Regions from separate parts of the Homo sapiens genome. Here region 1 is linked to region 2. A link is a loop called in an ENCODE intact Hi-C map of the cell type or tissue named here. Cell type or tissue: natural killer cell. All regions are shown on one strand. Each heading gives the region's core, and the rest is flanking DNA. Links, peaks and the distances in the headings are about the cores only.

The links. Hi-C counts contacts between places; a loop is a spot of excess contacts. Peaks named below come from ENCODE experiments on the same cell type or tissue, not always from the same donor. Only the 100,000 strongest peaks of a DNase experiment are listed, where the experiment ranks them.
Region 1: it touches region 2 in a loop (7-fold over the local background); 1 of 110 quality-filtered maps calls a loop at or near these places.

Annotation. Positions count from the first base shown.
Region 1 is chr3:15,661,424-15,673,103 of GRCh38, forward strand. ANKRD28 (ankyrin repeat domain 28) reads right to left here. Exons shown (of 28, transcript NM_001349278.2): 28 at 5,813-9,133. The coding sequence ends at 8,847. It also overlaps a transcript of BTD not described here. Among named protein-coding and RNA genes, the nearest start is that of MIR3134, 30 kb to the right of the region's middle. In natural killer cell, for the core only: no CTCF peak of the experiment used is centred there; a DNase peak (open chromatin) is centred at 6,268.
Region 2 is chr3:15,727,072-15,738,751 of GRCh38, forward strand. ANKRD28 (ankyrin repeat domain 28) reads right to left here. Exons shown (of 28, transcript NM_001349278.2): 5 at 9,962-10,162; 6 at 8,339-8,426. It also overlaps the pseudogene RN7SL4P. Among named protein-coding and RNA genes, the nearest start is that of MIR3134, 36 kb to the left of the region's middle. In natural killer cell, for the core only: no CTCF peak of the experiment used is centred there; no DNase peak of the experiment used is centred there; H3K27ac peaks cover 1,199 bases.

The DNA.
Region 1 (11,680 bases), core at 5,118-7,617, 64 kb before region 2:
TTCATATGCTTATTTGCCACCTGTATCTTCTTTGGTGAGATGCCTGTTAAGGTTTTTGGTCCAATTTTAAAAGTTGCTTGTGTTCTTATTTGTGAGTTTTAAGGGTTCTTTGTATATTTTGGATAATAGTTCTTTATCCGTCTTTTGCAATTTTTTTCCTCCCAGTCTATGGCTTGCCTTTTCATTCTGTGACAGTGTCTCACAGAGCAGAAATTTAAAAATTGTAATGAAGTCTAGCTTATCATTTTTCATGGGTGGTGCCTTTGGTGTTATATCTAAAAAGTCATTGTGAAACCCAAGGTCAGGTAGATTTTCTCCTAAGAGTTTTATAGTTTTGCATTTTACATTTAGTTCTGTGATCCATTTTGTTAATTATTGGGAAGGATGTAAGATCTGTGTCTAGATTCACTTTTTGCATGTAGTTGTCTTAATTATTCCAGCACCATTTGTTGAAAATACTGTCTTCACTCTGTCACATTGCCTTTGCTCCTTTGTCAAAGATCAGTTAACTATATTTATGTGGGTCTATTTCTGGGTTCTCTATCTGTTCCACTGATCTGTCCATTCTTTGACCAATACCACACTGTCTTGATTACTGTAGTTTTATAGTATGGGTAGTGTAAGTTGGGTAGTGTAAGTCCTCTCATTTTATTCGTCTCCTTCAATATTGTGTTGGCTATTCTTGGCTTTTGCCTCTCCATATAAACTTTAAAATCAGTTTGTTGATACCCACAGAATAACTTGCTGGGATTTTAATTGAGATTGCACTGAATCTATAAAGTTGGCAAGAACTGACATCTTAAAAATAGTCTTTTTATTCATGAACGGACTATCTCTGCATTTATTTTTTCTTTGATTTCTACCAATAGAGTTTTGGAGTTTTCTTCATATAGATCTTATACATTTTTACAAGTTTTATACCTAAGTACTTTGTATGTTGGGTACAAATGTAAATAGTATTGTGTTTTAAATGTCAAATTCACTGTTCACTGCTGGCATATGAGAAAGTAATTGATTTTTGTATATGAACCTTGTATCTTGCAATACTGGTATAATTACTTATTAGTTCCAACTTTTAAAATTCATTCTGATTTTCTACATAAATGATCATGTCATTTGTGAAAATGTTTTACTTCTTCCTTTCTAACCTGCATACTTTTTATTTCCTTTTCTTGTCTTATATTGCATTAGCTAAAACTTTCAGTATGATGTTGAAAAGCAGTGGTGAAGGGGGCCATCCATGTCTTGTTCCTGATCTTAGAGTGCAGTGGCATGATCATGGCTCACTGCAGCCATGACCACCTGTGCTCAAGCAATCCTCCCACCTCACCCGCCTGAGCAGCTGGAACTATAGGTGTGTGCCACCATGCCTGGCTAATTTTTGTATTTTTTGTAGATACAGGGTTTCATCATCTTGCCCAGGCTGGAGGTTTTTTTTTTTTTTTTTTAATAGATGTTCTTTATCTAGTTGAGGAAGTTCCCATTTTCCTAGTTTACTGAGAATTTTTATCATGATTGTGTTGTATCTAGCTAGTATCTTGATTTGCTGAGAATTACTGCATCTATGTTCATGAGAAATATTTTTTTTTTTGAGACGGAGTTTCGCTCTTGTCATCCAGGCTGGAGTGCAATGGCGTGATCTTGGCTTACTGAAACCTCCACCTCCCGGTTTCAAGTGATTCTCATGCCTCAGCCTCCCAAGTAGCTGGGATTATAGGCATGCGCCGCCATGCCCGGCTAATTTTTATTATTATTAGAAACGGTTTCTCCATGTTGGTCAGGCTGGTCTCGAACTCCTCACCTCAGGTGATCCGCCCGCCTCGGCTTCCCAAAGTGCTGGGATTACAGGCGTGAGCCGCCGCGCCTGGCCTACAGTCTTCTTATAATCTTTGGTTTTGAAATTGAGGTAATGCTGGCCTCCTTGACCAAGTTAGGATATATTTTTTCTGCTTCTATCTCTGGAAAACACTGTATAGAATTGGTATAATTTCACCCTGCGTGTTCAGTAGAATTCAGCAGTGAATCCATCTGGGTCTGGTGCTTTCTGTTTTGGAAGGTTATTATTGATTCCATTTCTCTAATAGATATAGGTCCATTCAGATATAGGCCTATTTCTTCTTGTGTACATTTTGGCAAATTGTCTTTTAAGATCCATCCAGGTTATCAAATTTGTTGGCATGAAGTTGTTCATGATATTCCTTTATTATCCTTTAAACATCTATGGGCTCTGCTCTGTATTGAAGTCTCTTCTCATTTCTGATATTAGTTGTGTCCTTTTTTTTCCCCCTTTAGCTTGGCTAGAGTTTTACTGATGTTATTAATCTTTAAAAAAACCCAAGTCTTGATTTTGTTGTTTCTCTACTGAAATATTTTTTCAATTTCATTGATTTCTACTCTTAATTCTTGTCTTCTGCTTACTTTGGATTTATTTTGCTTTTCTTTCTCTAGTTTCCTAAGGTGAACACATACATGACTGATTTTAGAACATTTCTTTTGAGACAGAGTTTCACTCTTGTTGCCCAGGCTGGAGTGCAATGGCGCGATCTCAGCTCACGGCAACCTCCACCTCCCAGGTTCAAGCAATTCTCCTGCTTCAGCCTCCCAAGTAGCTGGAATTACAGGTGCCTGCCACCATGCCTGGCTAATTTTTGTATTTTTAGTAGAAACGGGGTTTTGCCATGTTGGCCAGGCTGGTCTCGATGTTCACTAGATCCAGCTGGTTGATGGTGTTAAGCACAACTATGTCCTTACTGATTTTCTGCCTGCTGGTTCTGTCCATTAGTGATAGAGGGGTGTTGAAGTCTCCAACTATGATAGTGGATTCATCTATTTCTCATTGCAGTTCTACCGGTTTTTGCCTCACATACTTTGATACTCTGTTGTTAAGTGCATTGGTCAAATAATGGAGAATGAGGTTTTGAAAGAGCTCTAGCTTTGTTTTGTTCCTTCTGGTGGCTGCTAGGCTGCAACAGGAATGTGGGCTGTTAGTTTTCAGGGCTTCTACAGCTGAACAGTGAAAAAGGCAACTAATCCAAGTTAAAACATGACCAAGGCTGTTGGTCTTAGGTAGATTCAGTAGTTTTTCTTGAACTAAATGCTCCTGAGATTGCTGACAGCCTTTAATTTTCAGACTTCTAAACAGTCGATTCTGAGAAATTTTGCCAGTTTTATCACGGCTCTTATGAAGCAGCTAGTTTTCGGAGGTCATTCCTCTTGCCATTTTCACTGACATCATTTAGCAAAAGCTTTTTGACCATTTGGGCTTTAAAGATGAAAATTTATGTTGGCTTCCATGAAGGGATTTAAAAAAAAGATGAAAATTTAATTTTTCTTAAAGAAGGGTAAAGAGAAAGAAATATAAGATTAAATTACTATTTTTTTCAATGAAAACACATGGACACAAAGAGGGGAACAGACACTAGGGCCCACTTGAGGGTGAAAGGTGGCAAGAGGAAGACTGTTCAAAAAACTACCTATTAAGTACGACGCCTATTACCTGGGTGATGAAATAATCTGTACACTAACCCCCCACGGCATGCAGTTTACCTATATAACAAACCTGCACATGTTCCCTTGATCATAAAATGTTTTAAAAAATTAGTTTCAAATTAAGGAAATATTTCTTTTCTAATTAAGCTAGTAGACAGGTATTTCAATTCTAATTAAGATAGTAGACAAGTAAGAGTCATAGGGGAAAGGGGAATGAGACAACCACAAGGAAATGAGAAGTAACACAAAAAGAGGAATGAAGCAGAGAAATGGAGACATTTTTTAAGTGCTGGAGAGGGAGAGATGGAGAACTGATCTAGAAGGGAGAGCACTAGATATCAGCATTTTTTGTCTTAAAAGTAGTCACTAGCCAAGCTTTCCTATCTTCTTTCAGATTAGGTTGTGCTTTGAAAGGGATGAACACAGTTAACACACCAGAGAGGGGACTGGTGCTACATTCTTCTGGAGACTGAAGTAGGGAAGAGGTTGGTTTTCTACCTTTGAAAAAGGGCAGATCCACCAACCAACCAATCAGTAGCACTGCCAAGCAAGAACTTTCCAACTCAAAATACATGTTTGTTGCCCAGTTTTATATCTGGACTACCCACACTGTAAGGGTACCACAAAAAGAGAAGGAACAGGAACAAAGGAAAGGCTACCAAGCATTCCCATGGAAAAGTTGAAACAGCAACAAATCGGTTGGCATCACTTTGGCCTAACTGTGGAAATGGAACCCAAACTATACTCCCCAAAATGGCAGAGAATACTGCCCCATCCCACGGAGGTAGGGCGTGGCCACGATTTGTTATGGCCAGTGGAGTGTTGGCAGATGTGATGCACGCAGAAGGCACAAACCATACTTGTGTGGTTGGGCTTGCCTTCTTGTGCTTCTACCATCAGTGTGGAAACTTCTGTATAACTTTTCTATTTTAGCCCAGGCCCAAGAATGAACATAGATGGGAGCAACTGGAAGCACAACTCACAGCAGGTAGTAAAGCCCAGCCAGAGACCCAGCTTGAAGCAGTTACCCACACAAGCTGATGTCAGCCAATCTGCAGAGGCATGAGTAAGAGTGATTAAACAACTTAGATTTGGGGTGGTTAGGTGGCAACAGCAACTGAAATGTAAGAAGACATCATTCTTTTAGGATCCACTCCTGAGGGCAAACTATGTTACCTCCCCCTTTACTGCTGTATGCCAAGAGCCTAGCACAGTTCCTGGCACATAGCAGGTGTTCAATAAACACCTGTTGCAGTCAGATTTACATGTTTCTCCTAAAAATAATCTAGGAGAATAAAATGAGGGGAACTTACATAATTTAGTATTCAGTGTGTGTCTCAACTTCAAAATCAACAATTTCAACAAAGACCAGATTGCACGTCAGCAGTCATTAGGGGGTTAAGAGCACCGACAATGGACATGACTGCCTGGATTTGAATCTAGGCTTCACAAATTACCAGCCAGGTGACCTTGGGCAAACACTACTTCATCTCCCCCTTTCCTCATCTGTTAAATGGTGCTATAAATAGTACCTACCACGTAGAACAGTTGTGTGGGTTAAGAGATAATTTATTTCAAGTACTTACAACCTTGCCTGGTACATGATAAATGCTGCATAGGCATTTTCTATTATTATTACCTGCATAAAGACCACTTTGAGAAAGGTTATTAAAGCCCTCTTCACCTGTTCCTCCCATCGCCTATTTATATCTACTTGTTCTCACTTCTATTATCTAATCTTGTACGTGTTTCCAATTAGCTCTCTTGTATATTTTCATCATCTTTCCATGCTCAGGATTGCTAAGTGCCAATATATCTACTCTATCCCAGAGCGCCCCTCCACCAACTCCACCAACCATTTAAAGAGCTGCTGATTTTGTTCTTTTCACATAGGGTTTGCACCCTTCTCCATCTGTTCAAATCTGATTCTCAATGTCCGCACCTAGTCTTCCATGACGCCTGTTCTGATCTTCCCTCCCAATGTGATCTTATTCTGTACCTTTTATCAATTAATCTCTACCTCAATTACACTTTTATTACTTTCTACTTATACCTTTCCACAATGAAATTAATTGTAAGCTCCTAAAGGACAAGATCACAATTTCTTGGTTTTCTGCCCATTCCCACTCCCAAGTATACAGCAGGCAAGCAGTATTTGTTGAATAAATATATTTGAAAATCCCATATAGATAGGTTCATTTAAGTCTAAAACAACTTTGCTAAAAAGTCATTTTTTTATTAGAAAAGGAAAAAAAACTTGTCAATTCAATGCTAGACAGTTTAAGGGAAAAGAAGTTTGCATGTAAAAGAGACAGACACTTGATTTATTGCATTAAAAAACTTTATTTCTTTTAAAAGGTCCAATATAAGCCAAATTAACCCCAAAATTTACAGCTACACTTAGAGATCTCCTGAACTAAATGGCATTGTTTGAGATGAGTGTCTTGTTAAAGGAGGTCATTTGCTATTACCACCATTTCACCCAAAGTAGTTCTAGAGCAGAAGCTGGTATTATAATACACATCAGATATTTCAGATGTCATCTTTTATGTATAAGTTAAATAAAGCAAACAGGCTTTTCTACTCTGTGTGAGGATAAGAAACACTACAGAACAGGGCCTGAATGCTTTAGACATACAAGGTGTAACCATAAAGGAAATTTCTACGGTGCTGTGTTCATTCATTCAAGTAATTAATGTACTTATTCCAACAATACTGGCGTAGTTCAAATACCATTTGAGACAGTACTTTGGGGTTTCCCTTCATTGGGTGCAGACCAAAGGAAGTGGTTAAGCTGGGGGGCAGACTCTCACAGATGGATTACAAAAGTAATGAAATAGTTTTCTTAGTGGGGTGGCATTCGCAAGAACTACCTTAATGTTTTTGGTAACAGCATCATTTACATATAAGTGATGCAGGATAGAAGTTCTGGTGTATGTGATAAATTAAAAACAGCTTGTCACTTTATAGCTACACCTTGGATTTCATTAGATGTGGTAAATCTAATAGTGTGTCAAATGAGTCCTTCTGGAAATCACTTCAGCAGAGAAGTCAAACAGCCTGTAAAAGAGAAGACATGGCAGAATGTGCGAGATTCATCCTTCCAACATTCTCAGGGTTCTCTTGGAGGACAGACCCAGGCCCAAAGACAGAAGTTACCGGGAGGGAGGCTTCAACTCCATCTAAGGAAGACCTTTCTAACAGTTAGAGCTGCTCAACAACTGAATGGACTGCTTGGTGAGGTAGAGTCACTTGGAAGTGTTCAAGGTGGAAAGATCACCCTTGTAGAAGGGACTCCTGCATTTGTTAAGAGGTTAGAGACTGGATGAACCTCAGGTCTCTTTCAATTCTGAGATTCTAGAAAATTCCCTCAGGGAATTCAGAAGAGAATTCCTAAAAGGAAAGAGAAAGCACACATATGTATACTTTTAGAATCTGCTTGATTTTTTTTTTTTTCAAAAGGTACAATAGAAAATGTAGTCCACTGTCATTAAAATGCATATTCACCTTCCTACTACTAATAATTAGGAAGGGTTCATTATGACTTCTTTATATTATAAAGAAAAGATGGGGGATTAGATTTATAATTTCTGTAAATATTTTAGAAAAAATGCTTAAAATCTAGTAGTCAATGCCCTAGAAACTTTATAGATTTGTAGATAATATGCACAGATACAAATACATTATTCATTAAATACAACTCACATCTGTGTTTTATTATACTCTAAAATATACAGGAATCTTGATGTACTGAAAGAGTGCAAGTAAATACAGTATTCAAGCAGTCACTATTTCTATGTACATGCTCATTAATTCTTCAAAAAACCCACAAAATTATCAAATAGATCAAAATACTGTTCTGTGTTTTCACACTTTATATTCAGAAAAACCAGCTGATAATTTACAATGTCATAAAGTTTCCAGTTTCACAATACAAAAAGGATAAAATGAAATTGGGTATCATTTTGTTGCAATTTATAGAACTTTACCCATACCTGTAAGACCCTCAATGTATATGAAATCATTTTCACTGGGAAAGTGACAGTTACAGTAAAAGCAGAACCACACAAATCTTTATTTAAAAGCCGAAATATCAGCCTTCTCTCTCTCTTTTGCTATTTGAAAGGTAGTCTTCAATTTGGCAGGCAACTGCTTCTCTCTCCAAATAGTAACAGGTTACAAACATGCTACTTTAAATATGAATAGGACCTAAGGCTTTAGTATTTTAAATCTTGCCCAATACAGAAATGCCTTTCAAGAGACTTTAGTGATGCTTAATTTATGAACAACAAGGAATTATTTTCCTTTTGATTATTCACTTTTTCAAAACTCATAGATCAGAATAAACAAAAAATCCCCCAACCCATGGTGGGGACACAAAAGTAACATAAGTGACTAAGGTGTGCCATTCATAGAGAGGTTGAAGACTCCATGCCCCAGGACCACTTAGCTGCAATAGGGTGAAATAGTCTACTTTTTGATTTCATGAATTTTTTTCTAGGAAATTCTTTACATTTTCAAACAAAAATAGTACTATTTTAAACCCAAACCATTCAAAACAGGGCAACAGCCTGACCCCAATCCATCTCAATGTCTATGTCACAAGTATTTTCACCCGTATTGCACCCAGTCAGCTGGTTTTTAATTCTAATAGTATAAAAATTGGAAATTTGAAATAGTTCTGTAAAAGAAAAAAATGTAAAAATACATCTGCTTTCTCTCATGGTTTAATACAGCATTGGAAGGCTTTCAGATGTTTTCTTAAAAAAAAAACAAAACCCAAAAAAACTCAACATTTAAAACCAAATCTCAGCTTCATTTCCAGAAATATTGCAGTTTGGTTTAGGTAATGTTTCATTTAATCTACTCCAGTTTCCACAAAATGGCATTTTATTAAAAAAACCTTTCAGTTATTTGGTCCTTTTGCAATTTGCTGTGCACATAATGCCTACTGTACCAAACTTTTATTGCCTTTAAATTTAGTTGTAATTTTATTGATAAAATTTAAATCTAGTGTCTTTATTTCTTCTGTTACAATAGTGTTGCTTGTGTAAGCAGGTTAGAGTGCACAGTGTCCCCAATTGTTCCTGGCACTGCAAAACCAAATTAAACAATTCCACAAAGAATTCTGACATCAATGTGTTTTCCTCAGTCAGGTCTATTTCAAGATTCTAGAAGTTCCTTTTGTAAAACTTGCCTTTAAAACTCTTCCTCCTAATGCCATCAGATCTCTTAACATTGGCTCACTGTGGGATCTTTCCTCTTAGGTTGAATTTCTACGTGAATATCAAAGTGCCTTTTTCCTGAAAAAGCACAGTTTGAAGCTTTACTGTGAGAACTCCCTCCTCCTCAGCCTCTCAGTAGGTCTCAGAATCGGAGTCGTTGAGCTCATCCACGTCAGTGTATAAGTACTCCTGTTCCCCTCCAATGTTATTGAAACTGCAATAGGAGCTAGGTTCATTCCTCATGATGGGCAAAGCTTCAAAGCTGACTGTTTTTGAGGTGTTGGTATAACGGTTAATGGCATTGAATGTTAAGGATGATAAAGGACTACTTGATGAGACAGGCATCATGGTGGCCAAAATGAGAGCCAGGCAATCAGCCACATCCTTATTGGGAGCACAGGCCAAAGCTGGGGTATAGCCTAGAATTAAAGATAAAATTTAAAAATTAAGCATCCTGAGATGTATTTCACCAAAGACAAGGAAATAAGCCTAAAGTACTTCAACTTTAGACATATTTTACATTACTTAGCTTATAATAAATTGCTGTAACCAGCATGATTCGCAAGTTTCTAATAAGTAGAAAAAGAATAGCCATAGAAACCTAGGGTGGAAGGGGATGTTAGACTAGACAACAGAAGAGGAAGCAGGCCCAGAGAAGAATGATTCCCCAAGGTCTCACAACTTATCCGTATCCATCTGAATTCACAGAAAAAACTGGGCTAGAATAAGAAAAACACCACATATCGTGAATATTCTTTCAGGATGGTAGGCAGAGATTTACTGTTAATTTGCAGTTATATCAGTGTCAAGGTAAGAAAAAATAAAAAAATTTAATTTGTAGTTATGTAAGGAAACTTTTTGATGCTAAGAAATCTTAAATGTGTACAGCTTCATGAATCAGCCACAGGGCAGGTGCTCAAAAGATATGTGTTGAATGAATGACACTTAGTTGTCAATTTAACTTTTCTCTTGGGGTCACAGTCTCTTGAAGAAAAACAGTAGACAAACTAAGCAGATGAACTTTAAAAACTACTAAATCAAAACAAATATTTCCTTTGTAAATATTCCCTTTTTTTAAGCGGAAGACAACTGACCTTAGTCGTAAGTTACCACAAAGTGTCAACACAGCAAACCAAGGAGGAAACATTTGGTACCTCAGTTGGTACAAGACTCAGTCTTGAGGACGGAGCGGGAGAGAAGTGATAATAGTGTGATGCCAAGCTTCAATTATACCATATGGAACTTTAATAGTTTTATCACATAACATACATTTGTATAACCACCATACAGATTAAGAAAGAGAACATTACCAGCATACCAGAAGCCTCCATATATCCTCTACCCAGTCGTTACACCTTTCTTCTTCCACAATGGTAACTACTATCCTGACTTATGGGGTAGTAATTTCCTTGCTTTCAACTTGGAGTCATAAACACTATAGTTTTTTTTTTGTTTTTTTTTTTTTGAGACAGAGTCTGCTCGGTCACCCAAGCTGAAGTTCAGTGGTGCAAACTTGGCTCACTGCAACCTTTGCCTCCTGGGTTCAAGTGATTCACCTGCCTCAGCCTCCTGAGTAGCTGGGATTACACGTGTGTGCCACCATGACCAGCTAATTTTTTATATTTTTAGTAGAGATGGGATTTCGCTATGTTGGCCAGGCTGGTCTCAAACTCCTGGCCTCAAGTGATCTGCCTGCCTCGGCCTCCCAAATGCTGGGATTACAGATGTGAACCACCTTACCCAGCCTACAGTTTAGAGTTTTTAAAAAACTTAATATAAATGGAATCATGTAGTATGTATTATTTCATATCTGGCATTTTTGTGTAGCATTATATGAAATTTATCAATGTTGTATGTAACTGTAGTTGGTTCATTTTCATTGTTATACAGTATTTCATTGTGTGATTATACTATGGTTTAGTTATACATTTCAACTACTGGGCATCTGGTTGCTTCCAGTTCTCCCACATATTTTCATCTATGCTATATTGGCCTTGATAAAAAAAGGATTTTTTTTTTTTTTTTTGAGACAGGGTCTTGTTCTGTCACCCAGGCTGGAGTGCAGTATAATGATCATGCTCACTGCACCCTCAACCTCTGGGCTCAAGTGATCCTCCCACCTCAGCCCCCTGACTAGCTCTGACTATAGGCACATGCCATGCCTGGCTAATTTTTAAACTTTTTTGTAGATACAGGGTCTCGCTTTGTTCCCCAGGCTGGTCTCAAACTGCTGGCTTTAAGTGATCTTCCCGCCTCTGCCTCCCAAAGTGCTGGGATTATAGGAGTAAGCCACTGTGCCCAGCCACAAAAAGTAATTTTTCCCCCTTTGTAAAGTTCCCATTTTGTCAAGGGTCAAAGAGAACAACTGATGTCCTTCCAAGTTTGGCAGCAGTGGCTGAAGGCTGTCCGTATTTTTAATTAAATTTTATTTGTTCAAAGTAGCTGGGGGAGTGCTTCACTGCCCACACTTCTTTCAAGGGTTCTTCTAAAGGTGCCTGCTGCTGTTCCTGCTGCTGGCAGGCAGAACAACCCATTACATAGGCCAGGATGCCTTGGATGAGAGCGGGAGTGGGGAAAGAAGCTTGTTTCAGGTGTGTTTTCTAGTCAGAATATGACTAAAAACAGGCTCCTCTCCTCTGCATGGGGGTTATTTTTTGAGACGAAGTCTGGCTCTGTCACCCAGGCTAGAGTGCACTGGCATGATCTCGGCTCACTGCAACTTCTGCCTCCTGGGTTCAAGCGATTCTCTTGCCTCAGCCTCCCAAGTAGCTAGGATTACAGGCACATGCCACCACACCTGGCTAATTTTTGTATTTTTAGTAGAGACGGGGTTTTGCCATGTTGGCGGGGCTGGTCTCGAACTCCTGACCTCAGGTGATCCACTCGCCTTGTGCCTCCCAAAGTGCTAGGACCATAGGCATGGGCCACCATGCCCGGCCAGTTTTATCTCTTAACATGCCACTCTC
Region 2 (11,680 bases), core at 3,244-5,743:
CAAGAGCTCTTACAGACAAGGAGATTACTGTTGTTTTCGTGCCTGCTAACACAATAGTCACTCTGTTGTCCCTGAATCAAGAGTAATTTCAACTTTCAAAGTCTTATTATTTAAGAAATAACATTTGAAGTGGATATAGCTGCCATAAATAGTGATTCCTCAAAGTAAATTGAAAACCTTCTGGAAAGGATTCATCATTCTAGATGCCATTAAGAACATACCTGGCCAGGTGCGGTGCCTCACGCCTGTAATCCCAGCACTTTGGGAGGCCAATCACCTGAGGTCAGCAGTTCGAGACCAGCCTGGCCAACATGGTGAAACCCTGTCTCTACTAAAAGTACAAAAATTAGCCAGGTGTGGTGGCGGGTGCCTGTAATCCCAGCTACTTGGGAGGCTGAGGCAGGAGAATCACTTGAACACAGGAGGCAGAGGCTGCAGTGAGCCAAGATCACACCACTGCACTCCAGCCTGGGCAACAAAGCGAAACTCTGTCAAAAAAAAAAAAAAAAAAAAAAAAAAGAAAGAAAGAAAGAACATTTCTGATTCATGGGAGGAGGTCAAAGTATTATTATTAACAGGAGTTTGGAAGAAGTTGATTCCAACCCTCATGGATGACTGAGGGATTCAAGACTTCAGCGAAGGAAATAACTACAGATGTGGTAGAAATAGCAAGAGAACTAGAATAAGAAGTGGAGTCTGAAGATGTGCCTGAATTGCTATAATCTCATGATAAAATGTGAACAGATGAGGGGTTGCTTCTTATGGATGAGTAAAGACAGTGGTTTTGTGAGATGGAATCTACTCCCAAAGATGCTGTGAATGTTGTTGAAATGACAACAAAGCTTTTAGAGAAATGACTCCAATTTTGAAGGAAATTCTACTGTGGGTAAAATGCTATCAAACAGCTTCACATGCTACAGAGAAATCTTTTGTGAAGGGAAGAGTCCATCGATGCAGCACATCTTTGTCTCATTTCAAGGAATTGCCACAGCCATCCAAACCTTCAGCAACCATTCACATTGAGGCAAAACTCTCCATTATCAGAGATTGTGACTTGCTAAAGGCTCATACGATAGTTAGCATTTTTTTTTAGCAATAACATATTTTTTAATTAAGAACACTGAAAATTAATAAAAAAGAAAAAACAAAGACATGTATATTGTTTTAGATGTATTGCTATTGCACACTTAATAGACTATAGTATAGCATAAACATATTTTGTAATTAATTAATTATTTTTAGAAACGGGGTCTTGCTCTGTCACCCTGGCTGAAATGCAGTGGTGTGATCAATCTCACTGTAACCTCAAACTCCTAGATTCAGGTGATCCTCCCACCTCAGCCTTCTGAGTAGCTAGGACTACAGATGCATGCCACCACACTGGGCTAATCTTTAAATTTTTTTGTAGAGACAGGGTCTTGCTCTGTTGCCCAGGCTGATCTTGAACTCCTGGCCTGAAGCAGTCCTCACACGTTGGGCTCCCAAGATGTTAGGATTACAGGTGTGAGCCACTGCAGGGAGACTAAACATATCTTTTATATGCACTGGGAAACCAAAAAATCTTTGTGATTTGCCTATTGCTGTATTTACTCTGTTGTGGTAGTTTAGCACCAAACTCACAATCTCTCTGATCTCTGCCTTACTGGAATCGTTTCAATCTGGGGGTTTCTTGGGCTTGTTTCTTCAGAATGTTAGCTCTTTAGAACATGCAGCCAAAAAACTCTTTTTCCTTATAATTTCCACCAGATCTTAACCAACTTAGTTTACTCACCATTGTAACCATGAGGAAAGGGTTGGTTATACTGTGTGATGGTTAACAATCAACTCCCAAATCTCAGTGGCTTAAACAATCAATGTTTTTATTTCTCTCTCAACCATAACAGGTTGGCAAGAGGGCTCTGCTCAGTTACTCAAGGACCCAGGCTCATGTAACTGACATCATCTTGAATGTGGCTGGTCACTGTGCCAGAAAGGGAAACAGACTGCAGAGTTTCCCATCAGTAATTAAATGCTCCAGCCCAGACTGATGTTGCTTTCATCCATTAGCCAAAACTAGTCCTAGGCCCCACTCAACTACATAGAAAGGCCAGGAAGGGGGCCATGTATCTGGAAGGTGAGAGGACCACTATTCTCCTTTCATAACTTGTCACTTTTTGTCAGATTAGATTATACAGTGTTTTCTCCTTCTCCCACAATCCTTCCCACCTCTGTGTCTTTGTTCATGTAACACCTTCTTTATGTGGAACGTTCTGCTTGGATGTCTCCTCCCAATCATTGCTATTATACTAGTCCTTGAAGAAACATGTCAGATCCAACCTTTCCTGACCAACCCAATCAACTCTCTTCCCTAGAAGCCCTATAAGCCTTGTGATGTTTCGTAAACGGAATCATTAATTACTAACTCTTTAATTACTTTTTGTGCATGAATCCCCAAATATATACTTTCAGAAGGCTGTTCTACTTCTTGATATGTTCCACAAGGCCAAGAGCAGCATAGAAAACAAGCATCCAAAATATATTAGTTACATTGAAGAAATTGCTCGTGATGTCATTTTAAAAATCCCTTCATAGATAATGAGTCTATAAAAAGTTAATAAATGAGGCTTTCAAACAGAGGCACCCCTCCCTCAAAAAAATTAAGCCAAGATACTGCAAGACGCATAAAGAACCAGGCAGATTCAGTTGTTTATATATAAATTATCAATTAAAGTAGATATTTACAGCCTCTTTCCCCCCATTTTAATATGAAAAAGAAATATCTACTATTATGTTTCTAGAAAAGAAATAATGCAATGAGGTGTTAAGGTAATTTTTAAAAATCAATTAAAAAATTTTTGAGACGGTTTTGGCTCTGTCACCTTGGCTGGAATGCAGTGGTGCGATCACAGCTCACTGCAGCCTCGACCTCCTGGGCTCAAGTGAGGTGTGTGCCACCACACCCAGCTAATATTAATTTTCTTTTTTTTGTAGAGAGAGGGTCTCACTATGTTGCCCAGGCTGGTCTTCAACTCCTGGGCTCAAGGATCTTCCCACCTCAGCCTCCCAAGTTGTTGGGATTACAGGCATAAGTGACCATGCCCAGCCCATGGTAAAAAATATTTATTCAGTACCTTCTGTGTCAAAGTCATCACAATAAAGTAATTTGAAGCTAAACTTGGCTGAATATTTCTAAAAGTACTGAAAGCAACAGGAAAGATGAATGTGTAAAGGGACCTTGACAAAGGTTGATGGCAGGAGCAAGCACAAGGTGGGAAGAAGAAAATGATCAATTCATTTGGAGATGAGGTGGGGCGCTAGGGAACAATGACAAATAATTCAATAGCATAAGTATAAGAGGTAGGGCCTAAAAGGAAATTAACGGAGCCTCAACCAGGAAATGGAAAGCCAGGGCTAATAAGGAAAACTGGGATAAATAAATTACAAGACTACACATAATCCCCAATGTCTCTTACACTAACATTGATGAATTCTCTGAATATAACCTAGAGGTGACAATGCTTGTACTTTAGGTTTGTCTGTAAGAGAGGTGACCAGTCAATAGCTTCTTACTTTCACATATTTAACTCTTTAATCCTGCATACCTAGAATGGCTGAACAGTTTTAGAAGCTATATGTCGATATTCATCTTATTCTGTGCTTCAGGGAAGGAAGAGACAGAAAAAGGATAATTATAAATCTCTGCCTAGTTATGCTCATAAATTAAATGGGCAGTGCTATATGGTACTATGGTTTAAATGTGTCCTCCGAAGTTCATATGTTGGAAGTGTAATCCCCAAGGCAACAGTGTTAAGAGGTGGGAACTTTAAGAGGTGATTAGGCAATAAGGGCTCTGTCCTCACGAACATATCAATGCTATCTTGGGATCGAGCTCCTTAAAAAAGATGAGTTTGACTCCCCACAATGTGGTGCTTCAAGAGGGCCCTCACTAGATGCTAGTGCCTTGATCCTGGACTTCCCAGCCTACAGAACTGTAAGGAAATAAAATTTCTGTTCTTTATAAATTACCCAGTCTATGACATTTAATTTTAGTAGCACAAAATAGACTAAAACTTGTGGTGAGGTCCAGGAAACACAGAATATCTTTTTCAACCTCAACTGAGATGCCTAAAAAGTGACACTTAGCGGGTGAGAAACAACAGAGCCATTCTGGCCCCCTTGAAATACACACATTCAACTATTCTGGGAGCTCAACTACAGGCAACCTGCAAAATCCCCCTGGCCTTCAGTTGTATGAAAACAGTTGTTTAGTCAAGCTTAATTCTTAGTAGGTAAAAACACTGATGCACTCTGCTTACCATGTAAGCCTCTTAACGTAAGATGTACAGTTTTACATCACATAACCTGGTTGTTCCTGTCTTGAAGAGTAAGCCACACCAGAATATTCAGAAAGACCAAGATGAAAAACTACAGGCTGTGAGAAAGGGACCTTAAGATGCAATACGGAACTTGCTTCTGGCTATTACCTTCAATTAACACAAGAAAATGGCCCAGTACATAACTAGCGGCACATATCTTTGGTGTAAACCACCATACACCAAGCTTTCAGCTTTAAAAATAGGGACATTTGCAGAAGTTCAAGACCAGCCTGGTCAACATGGTGAAACCTCATCTCTACTAAATATACAAAAATTAGCTGGGCGTGGTGGCAGGCGCCTGTAGTCCCAGCTACTCGGGAGGCGGAGGCAGAAGAATCGCTTGAACCTGGGAGGCGGAGGTTGCAGTGAGCCGAGATCACGCCATTGCACTCCAGCCTGGACAACAAGGGTGAAACTGTCTCAAAAAAAAAAAAAAAAAAAAAAAAAAGGGGGGGGGGGTGTGTGGGGAGGGGACATTTGAAAAGGATGTTACATTTTTTTTTTAATCTTCCTTTACACTCACACTGAAGGTCAGAGCTGCAATGCAATATGGATTCTCGGGCTTCTGCCCAGTGCATGGCTACATGGTCTCTACAGTTTCCTAGTCATGCAAGTGTGATGGGAGAAAGGCTGTACTTTAGCTGCACTCAGTTCTCAGTGCCACTCCCGGAGAGAGCAGGACCCTGTTTAGGGTGATGACCCCATAGTGGGTAGAAACTCTGAAGTACAGAGGGACTCTGGATGTTGCCCGCTTAGAAAGGAAAGAGTTTGCCCCAATGGAGGTCAAAAGCATCACTCCACAGTCTGAAAGGGGAGGGGGAGAATGCACAGTCTTCTATCACCCAGGGAATTAAATTAAATTCACTGCAGAACACAGTTGGGATGTGTTCACTGAAAGCAGAGGCATACATACACAGGGTGGCAGAACCGCTGCTGGCCAAGGTGAAGGGGCCAGAGCTGTATGTGGAGAGGTGGAAGATGCTTCATGAGCTAAATCCCAATCCCAGGGGAGCTGGTAAGACCATGGTCAACTCAGTGTTCATGACAGACACACTTAACCTTATCTGCTATTTGGTGAGAGCAGGACACGCAAAAGTGTGTTGTGAGGTATGGGGGAGAACATATGGTATTGGTCCCTGCAGTCGCGGCAGTCAACAGATCCTTCAGCAAAGGGACATCAACTACTATTACCTCATACTATGCCACAGTTAACAACCCTAGATCAAGTTTGGCATATACTTCATTCTGAAACAAATGTTTCCTCTCATGCCTTTGACAGAAGAGAGGCATTGGATTCTCGATGAAGCCAGGAAAATTCTGTTGAAAACGTCTGGAGGCACGTTTTTTCCCATTTGAGGGGAAGAAAGTTTATTTTTACAAACAAGCCCAAATCCTTGTAACAGATATGTGGAAAGTATTAGAAGAAAAAGGAGATGGCTGCTTTAAGACATCTCCAGACCAGGCATAGTGGCTCACACCTGTAATCCCAGCACTTTGGGAGGCAGAGGCAGACCGATCACCTGAAGTCAGGAGTTTGAGACCAGCCTGGACAACATGGTGAAACCGTGTCTCTACTAAAAATACAAAAAAGTTAGCCAGGTGTGGTGGCGGGTGCCTGTAATCCCAGCTACTCAGGAGGCTGAGGCATGAGAATCGCTTGAACCTGGGAGGTGGACTTGAGTGAGCTGAGATCGTGCCGCTGCACTCCAGCCTGGGTGACAGAGCAAGACTCTGTCTCAAACAAAAACAAAAACAAAAACACATCTCCAGTATTACATGTTTGCTAACTACAGATTACTTCAGGTTCTTGCTCACCATGGACCTCTGAAATACTCTTACGAACTACTGAAGAACCTTTTCGAAGGAGAAATACTGTCATATGGGGATAAGCAAGAGTGGGAAAATCAGCATGCTCACTTTGGTTGTGGTGAGCTGATCTGGGATTGCCTTCTGAGGCTTATTGAAAAGGGAACGAAAAATGACATATTACCGTCTATTCCCAACTTCATCATTTATCTGCTTAATTCTAACTATGTTTTTCTTTTCTGTGGACATACTGTTAGAAATATTGAAGGCACTTTAATATTTTCTTCAAATATCATTTCTTAAAATTAATCATGCTTTATGTGACTATTCTTCGGTGATAATATTTCATCTATTCAATTGATATCATTTCTCAAAATGTAGTAATTTTCTGATACAAAGGAGAGAGATAAGGTAAGGTCTCTGATGCATGAATGCTGTTGCTTTTGTAAAAAATCACTGTTGACACCTTATTTTAAATGTTTTATTGGTAATGAGAGTGGGTTTTGTACATCACAATCTTCAATTTAGTATACCTATGTAGAATTTTTTTTTCAGAGTAACTATACTGGAATTGAATAAAGATTTTCAAAACTTTTCTTAAAAAAGAAAAAGGATTCTACTGCTTTTGGTTGTTTTCATTATAGGCATAGGATTTCCCTGGGCCTTGTGGGTATCTATAACTGGTTTGAAATATACAGACATGTTATGTATAGACTTATTTATCTAGAAAGAGTGTATTATAACTGGTTTGTATCTATTTTACATATTATACAGTTGACCCTGGAATAACAAAAGTTTGAACTGTGTGGGTCCACTTATATATGGATTTTTTTCTACCACATGTGGTTCAAAAATATAGTATTCAGGGGATGTGAAACGCTCATACACGGAGAGCCAACTTTTTGTACATAGGGGTTCCCCATGGCTGACTATGGGACTTCCATATGCAAGGATTTGGGTATAAGCAGGTGGTCCTGGAACCAATCCTCCACATATATGAGGGATGGACTATATAGTTCTTGAGTTAATATTCCTCCATTGAATCTTCTGTTAATCTTTTATTTTTAAATGAGAGTCAAGAAAAGACAAAACCAAGAACAGAAAGTAATGAGGATAGGCTATGGCTCTTAGAAAAGTGGTTAACTAGATGTCTTTGTAATCAGGTAATGTGACTGGTAAATCAGGGAATGATACAAATATTACACAGAAAACATGTCAGTTCATATGTGCTTTTTCCCACCCAGGAGTTAAAATAGCAGAAGCACAGGATTATAACCTCTGGCAGGAAGAAAAAAAGCCCTGAGCTCTATGGCTGCAAAGTGAGTTCTTTCAGCTGTTTTAAGAACCTTGAAAAATGAATGTCTACAACCATGGCTTCTTACCAGAGGCACAACCCCAGCCTTATAGGACTTTAAGGATTTATGGCAAGGTGTACTTTCTCTATACTTAGAGATCTACCTTCCTCGGCAGTTTTAGCATCCAGAAGCGAGCATTTCTATTCTGCTGTTTTTGTGCATTTAAAAATATCCTGTAATAGGCTGATTTGTCTCCCCGGCTCTGCAAGAACCAATTAATGTTTCTGTTAGTGCTGTGGTCACACGGTTGCATAGGTTTTGGGTGGTCTACCCCAGGCCTATTATTCCCATGAGCTCTATTAGTTTTAGAGTACAATTTTGCAGACTGTAAGATTTTTCAAGAACATATATATTATGTTACAGCAAAAAAGTCTGTATTCCAAGCCCCAGTTTCTTTCTATAAATTTACTATTATAGAAATCAAACATGGTAATACACATTTAACCCACTGGTTGGCCCAAAATAATAGGCTTCTTAATGCATCTTTGTTACTTTTACCTTATATTCTCATACAAACAAAAATGGGTATAAGAATGGGCTTTAGTAAACATCAATCCTAAATTATGTATTCCAGGCCTGTGTCTGGGACATCTCTTTTTTTAAGGGTAAATGGAATTAATTTCAAACAGCTTTTAGATGAACTGGACCCAGTGTACTCCAAACCTCCCCCATTACCAGGGTTGTTCTACCTGGGCATCAAACTCAGATACTGTGTAGCTTTTCAGTACCCTTAAAGACAAATGCTATACAAACAGCAAGAACTTGAAATGTACAACTTTTCTAAATATATAATATCAAAAACTAAATTTAAAAAGTACATACCCATATATGCTGCCCAATGGATAGCACGCCTATCTTTCTTGTCAAAAGCATTAATATTGGCACCTCTAGACAAGAGTAGTTTGACCATCTGGAATAGAAGTAAACACAGTGTCATCAAAATTGTGAAGCACAATTGTCTATGAATGTACATTTCTGACAGTTACTTATCTCAACTTCTCTGGCACTAAATTTCTGCAGTTGCTGAACAGAAGGAGCTAGACTAAATACTGAAGGTCATTTAACATAACAGGACAAAACATGAAAAAAAGGTTAACTGTGGGTGCTACTGAAGTCAGGCATCAGTACCTTTTTAGGATGCCACTTTGTGCCTTGGTATTTTATGAACTAAGTACAAATCTGGAAAGTCTAAGACTGAAATATTTAATAAGAGGTTTTGTTCCTATTCATAGTCCAAAATGTTAAAAGTGCATTCTCATTCTAGAAATGTCTTAAACTTAATTCAAACACAAACATAGTGCCTACAGTATAATTATACCTGAAGGTCAGTCACTGCATAGTCTGCTTACCTCACAATGTACCAAAAATAATAATTGCAACTAACCATATTTACAATAATTTCTCCACTGGAAGGCTACCGCAGATCTCAAATAGGGATACATCTGTAACCTTAACTGCAGTAGAGGCAAGGATTCTTTACACTGGAAAATCAGAGAAGTACAGTAGTCTCCCCTTATCTGCAGTTCCACTTTCTGCATTCAATTACCTGCTGTCAACCATAGTCTGAAAACAGGTGACTACACTACAGTTACAGTGGGATATTTTGAGAGATAGACTACATTCATGTAACTTGTATTAAAATTGTTCCATATTATTATCTCTTACTGTGCCTTAATTATAAATTAAATTTTATCATCGGTATGTATAGGAAAAAAACACAGTATCTATAGGGTTTGGTACTATCCAATGTTTCAGGCATCCATAGGGGGTCCAGGAACATATCCTCTGTAGATAAGTGGGAACTACTTTGAAAAAGACATGGCAGCCACTAGCTCCCAGCCACAGAATCTTGGGAATGTTACTTTACCTATAAGTTCCTACCCCTGCAACAAAAATGAAAGACTAGACAAGTTGGCTTCAAAGGTTCTTCTGTTACCTTCTCTAAATCTTTGGTGTACACATAAACCCCAATCTTTGCTATGACACCTAGCACAGACAACGTTTGTTGTGTAAGATAACTAAATAGCAATTTTCTTAAATTGTTTTGATGGTTCTGTCACTAAAGTATTATCTTGACTAAATGTTAATAAACTACTAAAAAGCATGTTTTCTAAATTCTGCCTTCCTTTGCTATTTACTTCTGGAAGAACAATAACATATCTCTGTCTTCACATATTTTTCCTGCCACAATAATAGAACATACTTTTCCTGTTGTGTTAAGAGTTGGTATTGTTTTCCTTGGTCACCACAGGTTAACTGTGCACAAGTAGTATCTACTACATACATTTCTAAATTTGAGAAAGTTATAAAAGGAGGCAAAATTAGACAAAAATGAGAAAGATAAATAGTTCTGTATGCCTTTACTATGCAAAAATGCAAGTTCTTTAATAAGTGGGGGGTGGACAGGAGGAGAGAAAAATAATGGTCTAATTGAATGCCACCTACCTCACCATGTCCACTGAAAGCTGCATGATGTAATGCAGTCCTCCCTGCTCGATCAGATACGTTTACATTACTCAGAAGAGGTACCAAAGCTTCAGCACACTTTACAGCTTTATTAGCAGCAGCTATATGTAAAGGGGTTTGCCAATTTTTGTCTCGAGCATTAACATCTGCAGAATGCTTCAAAAGTACCTGAACTGCTTCCTAAAACATATGAAAAGTTATAAAAGACAAATGAGTTAAGAGTTTGAGAAATTATTTCTATATATAGTGTGCGTGTGTGTGTATAAATATGTATCTACATATGAAGAAAATAAAAAAGCTCTCATAGAACTCACTATAAACAAGTAGGAATTTACCCAAGGAAAGAAAATATTTTGAATGTAAAGCGATACTGAGAGTACTCAGAGCCATATAAGATGCATCAAGATCAAACATTCCCTTTCCCTACCCTACCATTAAATGCATAAACATTCCTATCAAAATGTGCAAGAGAGCAATCATAGCTCACCGTAACTTCAAATTCCTTGGCTTAAGTGATCCTCCCACCTTTGCTTCCTGAGTAGCTAGGACTACAGGTGCATGCCACCACCCCTGGCTAATTTTTTAGTTATTTTGTAGAGACAAGGTCTTGCTATGTTGCCCAGGCTGGTCTCACACTCCTGGCCTCAAGTGATCCTCCTTCCTTGGCCTCCTGAAGTGTTGGGGTTACAAACATGAGCCAGTCATAGAGCCACACCTGGCTCTTTGAACAATTTTAAGCAATAGATTTTTTACACTGCATATATAAAAATTAAAAACATACTATTTCTCAATGTATTATACATGCTATATTTGACAAAATGAAAAATCACTAGGATCAATTTCATTAAAAAAAAAAAAAAGACACAACATAGACAAGGTTCTTTTTGCAGTGCTGCTTAGAGAGAAAGTTAAGGCAATTTAAGAGTCTACTGTCCAAGGGATTTATCTCCCAGAAGCGCATGGAAAACATCACAACACTACCTCTATAAATTGGACTCATGGCAGGATTCCAAGGAATTCAGTATGCCATCAACATTAAGCAATATAATCAGAACTAAACTCAACAAAATTTTTCTTTCAGTGATAATCCTAATTTTTGGTAAATTATCGGGGAACCTGCCCCCAATAATTCAAAGTGAGTCCTTTTCTATTTTCCCTAAGTGTCGGCTGGTCTGAGAAATAAAGGGAAAGAGTACAAAAGAGAGAAATTTTAAAGCTGGGTGTCTGGGGAGACATCACATGCCCAAGCCGCAAAACCAGCAAGTTTTTATTAGTGATTTTCAAAAGGGGAGGGAGTGTACGAATAGGGTATGAGTCACAGAGATCACATGCTTCACAAGGTAATAAAATATTACAAGGCAAATGGAGGCAGGGCGAGATCACAGGACCAGGTGAAATTAACATTGCTAATGAAGTTTTGGGCACACATTGTCATTGATAACATCTTATCAGGAGACAGGGGCCGGGCACAGTGGCGCGTGCCTGTAGTCCCAGCTACTCGGGAGGCTGAGGTGGGAGGATCGCTTGAGCCCAGGAGTTCTGGGCTGTAGTGCGCTATGCCGATCGGGTGTCCGCACTAAGTTCGGCATCAATATGGTGACCTCCCGGGAGCGGGGGACCACCAGGTTGCCTAAGGAGGGGTGAACCGGCCCAGGTCGGAAACAGAGCAGGTCAAAACTCCCGTGCTGATCAGGAGAC